2 separate regions of the Homo sapiens genome follow, and region 1 is linked to region 2. The links are chromatin contacts, found by Hi-C or POLR2A ChIA-PET in ENCODE. All regions are on one chromosome and are shown on one strand. The core of a region is the stretch at or near the end of the contact, and the rest is flanking DNA. Distances in the headings are between cores, read along the strand shown.

What was found. Hi-C counts contacts between places; a loop is a spot of excess contacts on that map. ChIA-PET counts read pairs that join two places held with the same protein, here RNA polymerase II (POLR2A). Pooled maps may share reads with other maps.
Region 1: a loop to region 2 is called in a pooled map, with 2.3 times the contacts of the local background. The contact joins two enhancer-like sites. A Hi-C loop is called at or near these places in 3 of 50 pooled maps. POLR2A ChIA-PET finds 5 or more read pairs at or near these places in 8 of 52 experiments (AG04450, BJ, H1 and 4 more).

The regions. Positions count from the first base shown.
Region 1 is chr1:235,295,600-235,299,409 of GRCh38, reverse strand. The region is part of intron 2 of ARID4B (AT-rich interaction domain 4B); the gene reads left to right. It also overlaps the pseudogene RPL23AP23. Among named protein-coding and RNA genes, the nearest start is that of ARID4B, 31 kb to the left of the region's middle. Within about 2 kb of position 2,474, at least 8 of the 41 ENCODE cell types and tissues checked have a DNase peak (open chromatin) inside an H3K27ac peak, as active enhancers do.
Region 2 is chr1:235,413,030-235,416,760 of GRCh38, reverse strand. TBCE (tubulin folding cofactor E) reads right to left here. Exons shown (of 17, transcript NM_003193.5): 4 at 2,143-2,328. Among named protein-coding and RNA genes, the nearest start is that of TBCE, 47 kb to the right of the region's middle. Within about 2 kb of position 1,322, at least 3 of the 41 ENCODE cell types and tissues checked have a DNase peak (open chromatin) inside an H3K27ac peak, as active enhancers do.

The DNA of each region.
Region 1 (3,810 bases), core at 1,225-3,724, 120 kb after region 2:
AAACCCCGTCTCTACTAAAAATACAAAAAATAGCTGGGCGTGGTGGTGGGCTCCTGTAATCCCAGCTACTCGGGCGGCTGAGGCAGGAGAATCGTTTGAACCCTGGAGGCGGAGGTTGCAGTGAGCCAAGATCACGCCATTGCACTCCAGCCTGGGTGACAGGGCAAGACTCTGTCTCAATAAAAAACAAAACCAAACCACAGTTTATCCCTTAGGAAAACACCAAAAAGCTTCTTATGTACATGAACTTGTATTAGGGTCACACTTTAAGGTGGCTCTAGAAAGTATAATGAGAGACTTACAGTAAGACTGCTTTTTTTTTGACGTGGCATCTCACTTTGTTGTCTAGGCTGGCTTGGAACTCCTGGGTTCAAGCCATCCTCTTGCCTCTGCCTCCCGAGTAGCTTTACAGGAGGATTACAGGTGTATGCCACTGTGCTGGGCTGAGACTGCAGTTTTTAATGAATGAAATGCCACTGTGCTGGGCTGAGACTGCAGTTTTTAATGAATGAAATGCCTCTGTGCATGGATTGAAGCCAGCTTTTATGGCAAACATTAACAGTATGGTTTGGTTCCCCATCTCTGTGCCCCTTGAGTTATAACTTAAATTGTTCTGATTGTAGTATTAACTGTGATTAGGTGTTGATGAAAGAGATATGGAGTTCTAATTAAGTAAAATGAAGATCTCAAATAAAATTGAAGTAGAATGAAACGCTATATGTAAATACAATTCTGCTAAACAAATATTTAACTGTGGATAGGCACAGTGACTTTATAATGCAGATAGTCATTTTCATATATATGGATATATATAAATATACATTATATTCATATATATGGATATATATAAATATACATTGTATTCATATATATGGATATATATAAATATACGTTATATTCATATATATGGATATATATAAATATACGTTATATTCATATATATGGATATATATAATGTAATACGGTAATTGATTTTTAGACTAAATATATAAGTTGAAACATAACATTTTCTAATTTTTGGAAAATTAGTGGTGTTAATTCTGGAGACTAGTAAAAATAAATGATTAGAGACGAATACACTTCATGGTAACAAACATGCTGGTGATACAGCTTTAAAACTTTATGGAAATTTACAACATACAAAAATAAAGTTCACTGATGTTTTACATATTCATGGCCTAGCATCACCAGTTGCCAATATTTTGCCATCTTGGTATTATCTGTTTCACTCTGCTGCCCCTCTTCTCTCCTTTCTCCCTCACCATGTAGCATTTTAAAGCAAATTCCAGATATCATTTCACCCATATGTATTTCGGTATGTATCTCTGACACACTTGAACTTTCCTTTCATAGTACAACTGTCATACCATTGTCACAATGAATAACATTAACATTAATTCCTTAATGGCATCTGGTAGCAAGAACATGTTCAGATTAGCCTGTCTCTAAAATGTCTTTGCAATTTGTTCGTTTACATTAGGACCCAAATAAAGTCTTCATATTGCAGTTGGAAGATACGGTTCTAAATGGTCTCTTAAATCTCCACCCTTTTCATGCCCTTTATTTGATGAAGAAACTGTTATTTAACCTGTAGAATTTCCCACATTCTGTTTGGCTGATTACATCTTTGTGGTTTGGTTTAACCCCTGTAATTTCCTGTAAACTGAACATTCGTTCTAGAGGGTATTTTTTTTTGGTGAGCATTGTTTATAAGAGGTGCTGTATTCTTTCTATTAGTTACCATCATGAGGTTGGTTCACTTTCAGTATTGCTGGGATTGGTCAGTGGTTTTAGATTATGTTGGCTTGATCTATCCTTTATAAAGTTCTTATCAACTTTCACACAAAGGTTTTCGCAGCATCTGAGGATTGTTGACTAGATCCATTATATAAGGATTGCAAAACGGTGATTTTGGAATTATATCACTCCTACATTTATTAGTTGAAATTCTTTTGTAAAGAAAACTTTTATTTCATGTATTTACTGTCTTTAAAATCTAGAAGTGGAGGCTATAAAAATTTAATTCCTCTCCCACCTCGTTTTGCCAGTTTTTATAATAATGAGTTGGTGTCCTAGGAACCCACTAAAACGACCAGTAAATTTTTCTTCTTTCTTTTATTATTTTTAGTGTTAGGGATTTTTATGTATGTGATGTGTTTTAATCCATTGTAGTTGCTGTTTTTCATGTTTCAATTGTCTCATCTTTGGCCAGTTGGAACCCCTTCAGATGGGTTCCTGTGTTCTTTTGAATATTGTCCCATCGGTTTTCAATAACTTACTCTCTTTCTGGCACAAGGGATATCAGGTTCACTTTGTACATTTCCTGCTCCGCATCTGGAATCAGCTATTTCTTTAAGGAACCCTGGTTGCTGAGACATTAATGACATCAAATATATATATAAAAAGAAAAGAACAAGTAGCCCTGGTTTTCTCAAGTGGGAAATGGTTTTTAGAGATCACAATCAGGGTGTTAAGGGTGCTCATTGCTGCTGGGTTGGTCATGACTTCTATGGTTTTTTAGTATTTAGATACAGGAAGTACTCTCTCCCTTCCTTCCCTCCCTCCTTCCTCCCTTCCTTCCTTCCTTCCTTCCTTCCTTCCTTCCTTCCTTCCTTCCTCCTTTTTTTTTTTTTTAATTAGAGTAAATTATGGCTGGGTGAGGTGGCTCACTCCTGTAACCTAAGCACTCTGGGAGGCTGAGGTGGGCGGATCACTTGAGCCCAGGAGTTCGAGACTAGCCTGGGCAACATGGCAAAACCCTGTCTCTACAAAAAGCTCAAAAAAATTAGCCAGGCATGGTGGTGTGTGCCTATAGTCCCAACTACTTGGGAAGATCACCCGAGCCTGGAGGTCAAGGCTGCAGTGAGTTGAGATTGTGCCACTGCACCCTAGCCTGGGTGATAGAGTGAGACCCTGTCTCAAAAAAAAAGAGAAGAATAAATTTTCAATTCATACTGATATTTCCAGTTTTCATGAAAAATTACAGAGGTTTTGTTTAACTTATTTTATGATTTATTTATTTATTTTATGGTGAAAAATATGTCTATTTAGTGTTAGCCAGCTGGGCTCACTTTAGATGATCCCAATTTTGTTGGCAACGTCATCATAGTCAGGAACCGGTAGAACATGGGCCTTCTTTCCATCAGGCCTGATCAGGGTGTTGATATTGGCCATGTCAGTGCCACAGAGCTTTTTCTTAGCCTGTTTGATCTGGTATTTGTTGGCCTTGACATCCACAGTGAACACAAGAATGTTGTTGACTTTCTGTTCTTTTCATGGCTGACTCAGTGGTCAGGGGAAACTTGATAGCATAGTGGTCAAGCTGGTTTCTCCTGGACTGGACCAGTCTTCCAAGGATATTTGGGCTGCCTCCAGAACAGCAGCAGTGTTTTGGGCTGTCCTTAGGTGGGTGACGTGAAGATCTTCTCTTTTTTGTGTGGCTGTGGATACGGATACCTTTCAGCACTGCTGTTTTGGCCTTTAGAGCCTTTGGTTTGGCTTTGACGTTGGGAGAGCAGGGGCTTCCCTCTTTGCCTGTGATGCCTTCTTGATGAGTACAGCCATGTAACTTCTTTTATAGTTGTGTCTTTTTTTTTTTTTGGGACGTAGTCTCGCTCTGTTGTCCAGGCTGGAGTGCAGTGGCGTGATCTTGGCTCACCGCAACCTCCACCTCCCAGGTTCAAGCGATTCCCCTGCCTCAGCCTCCCGAGTAGCTGGGATTATAGGCACCCTCCACCATGCCTGGCTAATTTTTGTATTTTTAGTAGAGTCAGGGTTTCACTATATTGGCCAGGCTGATCTCGAACTCCT
Region 2 (3,731 bases), core at 73-2,572:
ACCTTTTCAATCAAGAAAGACACTAGCTAATGATTAAATGCAATGATACTCAAGTAGTAGGGTCATTTACAGAAAAATTCATGAGTTACATAGCTGTTCATAAACTAGGGGACGAAAATCCATTTGCAATTTGTTAATATTCTCAGAAAGAGATTAACCAATTAAAAAAATGCTTCCTTTGGGTAAGAGATATGTAAATATTTGGGGTTTTTTTTTTTTGGTTTGTGTGTCATTTGAGACAAGGTCTCACTATGTCACCTAGGCTGGAGTGCAGTGGTGCAATCATGTCTCACTGCAGCCTTGACCTTCTGGGTTCAGGTGATCTTCCCACCTCAGCTTCCCAAATAGTTGGGACTATAGGCACGCACCACTACACCCAGCTAATTTTTGCATTTATTTATTTATTTTTTTTGTAGAGACAGGGTTTTGCCATGTTGCCCAGGCTATTTGTATTTTAAATGGGAAAAAATAAAGCAAAGAACTCTAACCCTATGAAGCATGTAGTTCTTTAAATCCAAGTAAATCAGTAGGGTAAACAGTAAAAACTGTTCATGATAGTTACGTCTTTTTTTTCTTTTTTTTTTTTTTTTTTGAGACAGAGTCTCATTCTGTCACCCAGGCTGGAGTGCAGCGGCATGATCTCGGCTCACTGCAACGTCCACCTCCCAGGTTCAAGCGATTCTCTTGCCTCAGCCTCCCAAGCAGCTGGGACTACAGGTGCGTACCACCACACCCAGCTAATTGTTTGTATTTTTAGTAGAGACAGGGTTTCACCATGTTGGCCAGGCTAGTCTCAAATTCCTGGCCTTAAGTGATCCAACTGCCTCGGCCTCCAAAAGTGCTAAGATGACAAGCATAAGCCACCGCACCCAGCCCGTTTACGATACTTATATCTAAGTGGTGGCATTAATCATGATACTTTTTTGTTCAATCTGTAATTTCTAAATTCTCAACAATAAAGGTATCTTGTTTTATAAAGAACAGTCCATTTGTTCCTTTTTCTAAAACTCTTGATTTATTCTGAGTTTTTTTTAATGGGGGCCATGTATGCTAAAGAGTAGATGTACCAAGAAATGTATTTATTTTCCACATTGTCCCCATGTGCACTTTTATTAATAACAACAATAACAAAAGATAGTAAAGAAATTTACTTTGGACAGAACTATAGCTTAATTCTTTTAGAGACTGAAAGAAAATATATTGCAGGCCTCCAAGTGGCCACAAATTTATCCTCACAGTGGCCACCAGGGGTCCTTACCCAGATGCCTCGTCCAAGTCACTCACCACAGTAGGAAGCTGCAAGGCCTGGCCAGTTCTTGTGCAGCCATGACTGGTTTTGTGTAAATACTATCTTTCTCTCTCTTTGATTCAAGCAGTTCACTGGAATGACTAGAAAGCCTCCTTGTACAAAGTCACAATATACAGTTTCAGAGAAAAGAGAATGTTCTTGTGCAGCAGTTTTAAAGGGCATTATTTTAAGGCCGGGTGCTTAATCCCTGTAATCCCCAGTGCTTTGGGAAGCCAAGGATCACTTGAGCCCAAGAGTTCAAGACCAGCCTGGGCAACATAGCAAGATCCTGTCTGTATAAAAATAAAAATACAATACAATACAATACAATAAAATGCATTAGAGCCCATATCCCAAAATTGTGATTGAGCAGATCTGGGATGGGACCAAGGATGCCGCATGTTCCACAGCTCCCCAGGTGATGAAGATGTGCAGCCCGAGGTGAGAACTACTCCCTACTATTAACAGACGGCACCAGCACGCTCCACGGCATAGGGAACAATTCAGACTGCTGTTTCCATTCCCAACTTACCATCATCACCATGAAATAGAAAAGAACCCAAACGTCAGCCTTGGTTACTTAGTCAACACGAGATAATATGATGTGAATAGTAATAATGGGCCAATAAATATTTCAATTGCAAACTGGATAAATCTACCAATCCTGTGCTAACATAAGAATTTTAATTTCCCTAAATAATTCTTGGATTCCTCAGATTTTGATTCCGTTTCTGTGGAACCATAAACCAGTTTAGGAGCAAAGTCATGAGCATCCATATACAGTCATGGGTATTTCAATTCTGAACCTTAATAAAACCATAAAAGTCAGCTCTGCCGTTATAAACTCCACTTACCTTTGCTGTTTCATAATAGAGTCAAAACCGATAGTCTCCACAGGTTTATTTCCAATTGTAACAATTTGCTCTTTTCTATCTTCCTCTGGTCCATCTTCTAACACATAGCGGTTCTTAATTGCAGTAAGAAAGTCTGTTCCAAAATTTACCTTGTTCGGACGAATAAAGGATCCTCCTGTCGGGTGCCTGGTAAAGAAGAGCAAATGAAACACAGAAAATATTACCCACCAAGAAAGGCCATAAATACAATTTTCTGAAGGTCTTCAAAAATTTCTACATGCTAAAAAATCAAAATTAGCATAAAAGAGAATATCACATACTAAAATAATATATAATCAGTATGATTGACCATAAAGGGTTATGATCTTATGCAAGCATGTTAAATCCCTTTAAATAAACTAACAAGTAATATGAAACTGACAATTCACATTAGAAAAAACAGAAGTATTAAATCCATGGGGGTGGCCAGGCACGGTGGCTCATGACTGTAATCCCAGCACTTTGGGAGGCCAAGGCAGGAGGACCACCTGAGGTCAGGAGTTCAAGACCAGCCTGGCCAACATGGCGAAACCCCCATCTCTACTAAAAATACAAAAATTAGTCCAGCGTGGTGGTGCACACCTGTAGTCCCAGCTACTAGGGAGGCTAAGGCGGGAGAATTGTTTGAACTCGGGAAGTGGAGGTTGCAGTGAGCCAAGATCATGCCACTGCACTCCAGCCTGGGTGACAGAGCAAGACTCCATCTAAAAAAAAAAAAAAAAAAAAAAAAATCGTAGGTGGATTATATACAAAATCATTTATTTATTTATTTACTTATTTATTTTTTATTTTGGTAACAGAGAGAGACCTTGTCACTTAAAAAAAAAGAAGAAACAGTGAACTCTATAAATTGATCAAAATTGTATTATAAACACTATTTCAGCTTACGATCATTACTTTTTTTCTTTTTTTTTTTTGAGACAGAATCTCACTCTATTGCCCAGACTGGAGTGCAGTGGCGCAATCTTGACTCACTGCAACCTCCACCTCCTGGGTTCAAGCAGTTCTCCTGCCTCAGCCTCCCAATTAGCTGGGACTACAGGCATGTGCCACTACACCCAGGCTAATTTTTCTATTTTTAGGAGAGACAGGGTTTCACCATGTTGGCCAGGCTGGTCTTGAACTTCTGACCTTAAGTGATCCTCCCGCCTTGACCTCCCAAAGTGCTGGGATTACAGGCGTGAGCCACCACGCCTAATTTTTTTTTTTTTTTTTTAAAGAAAGGGGGTCTCACTCTGTCACCTCGGTGAGAGTGCAGTGACACAACCATAACTAACTGCAGCCTCCAATTCCCAGGGCTCAGGCAATGCTCCCTCTTCAGCCTCCCACGTAGCTAGGACTACAGGTACAAGCAACCATGTCCAGCTAACACTTTTCGTACTTTTTTTAAGAGACAACATCTCACTACGTTGCCCAGGCAACAACCATTAACTCTTAAAGAAAGAAATCAGACCTTTTTAGAAGTCACCATAATTCTGGCCAGGCACAGTAGCTCATGCCTATAATCCCAGCACTTTGGGAGGCTGAAAAGGGCGGATCACCTAAGGTCA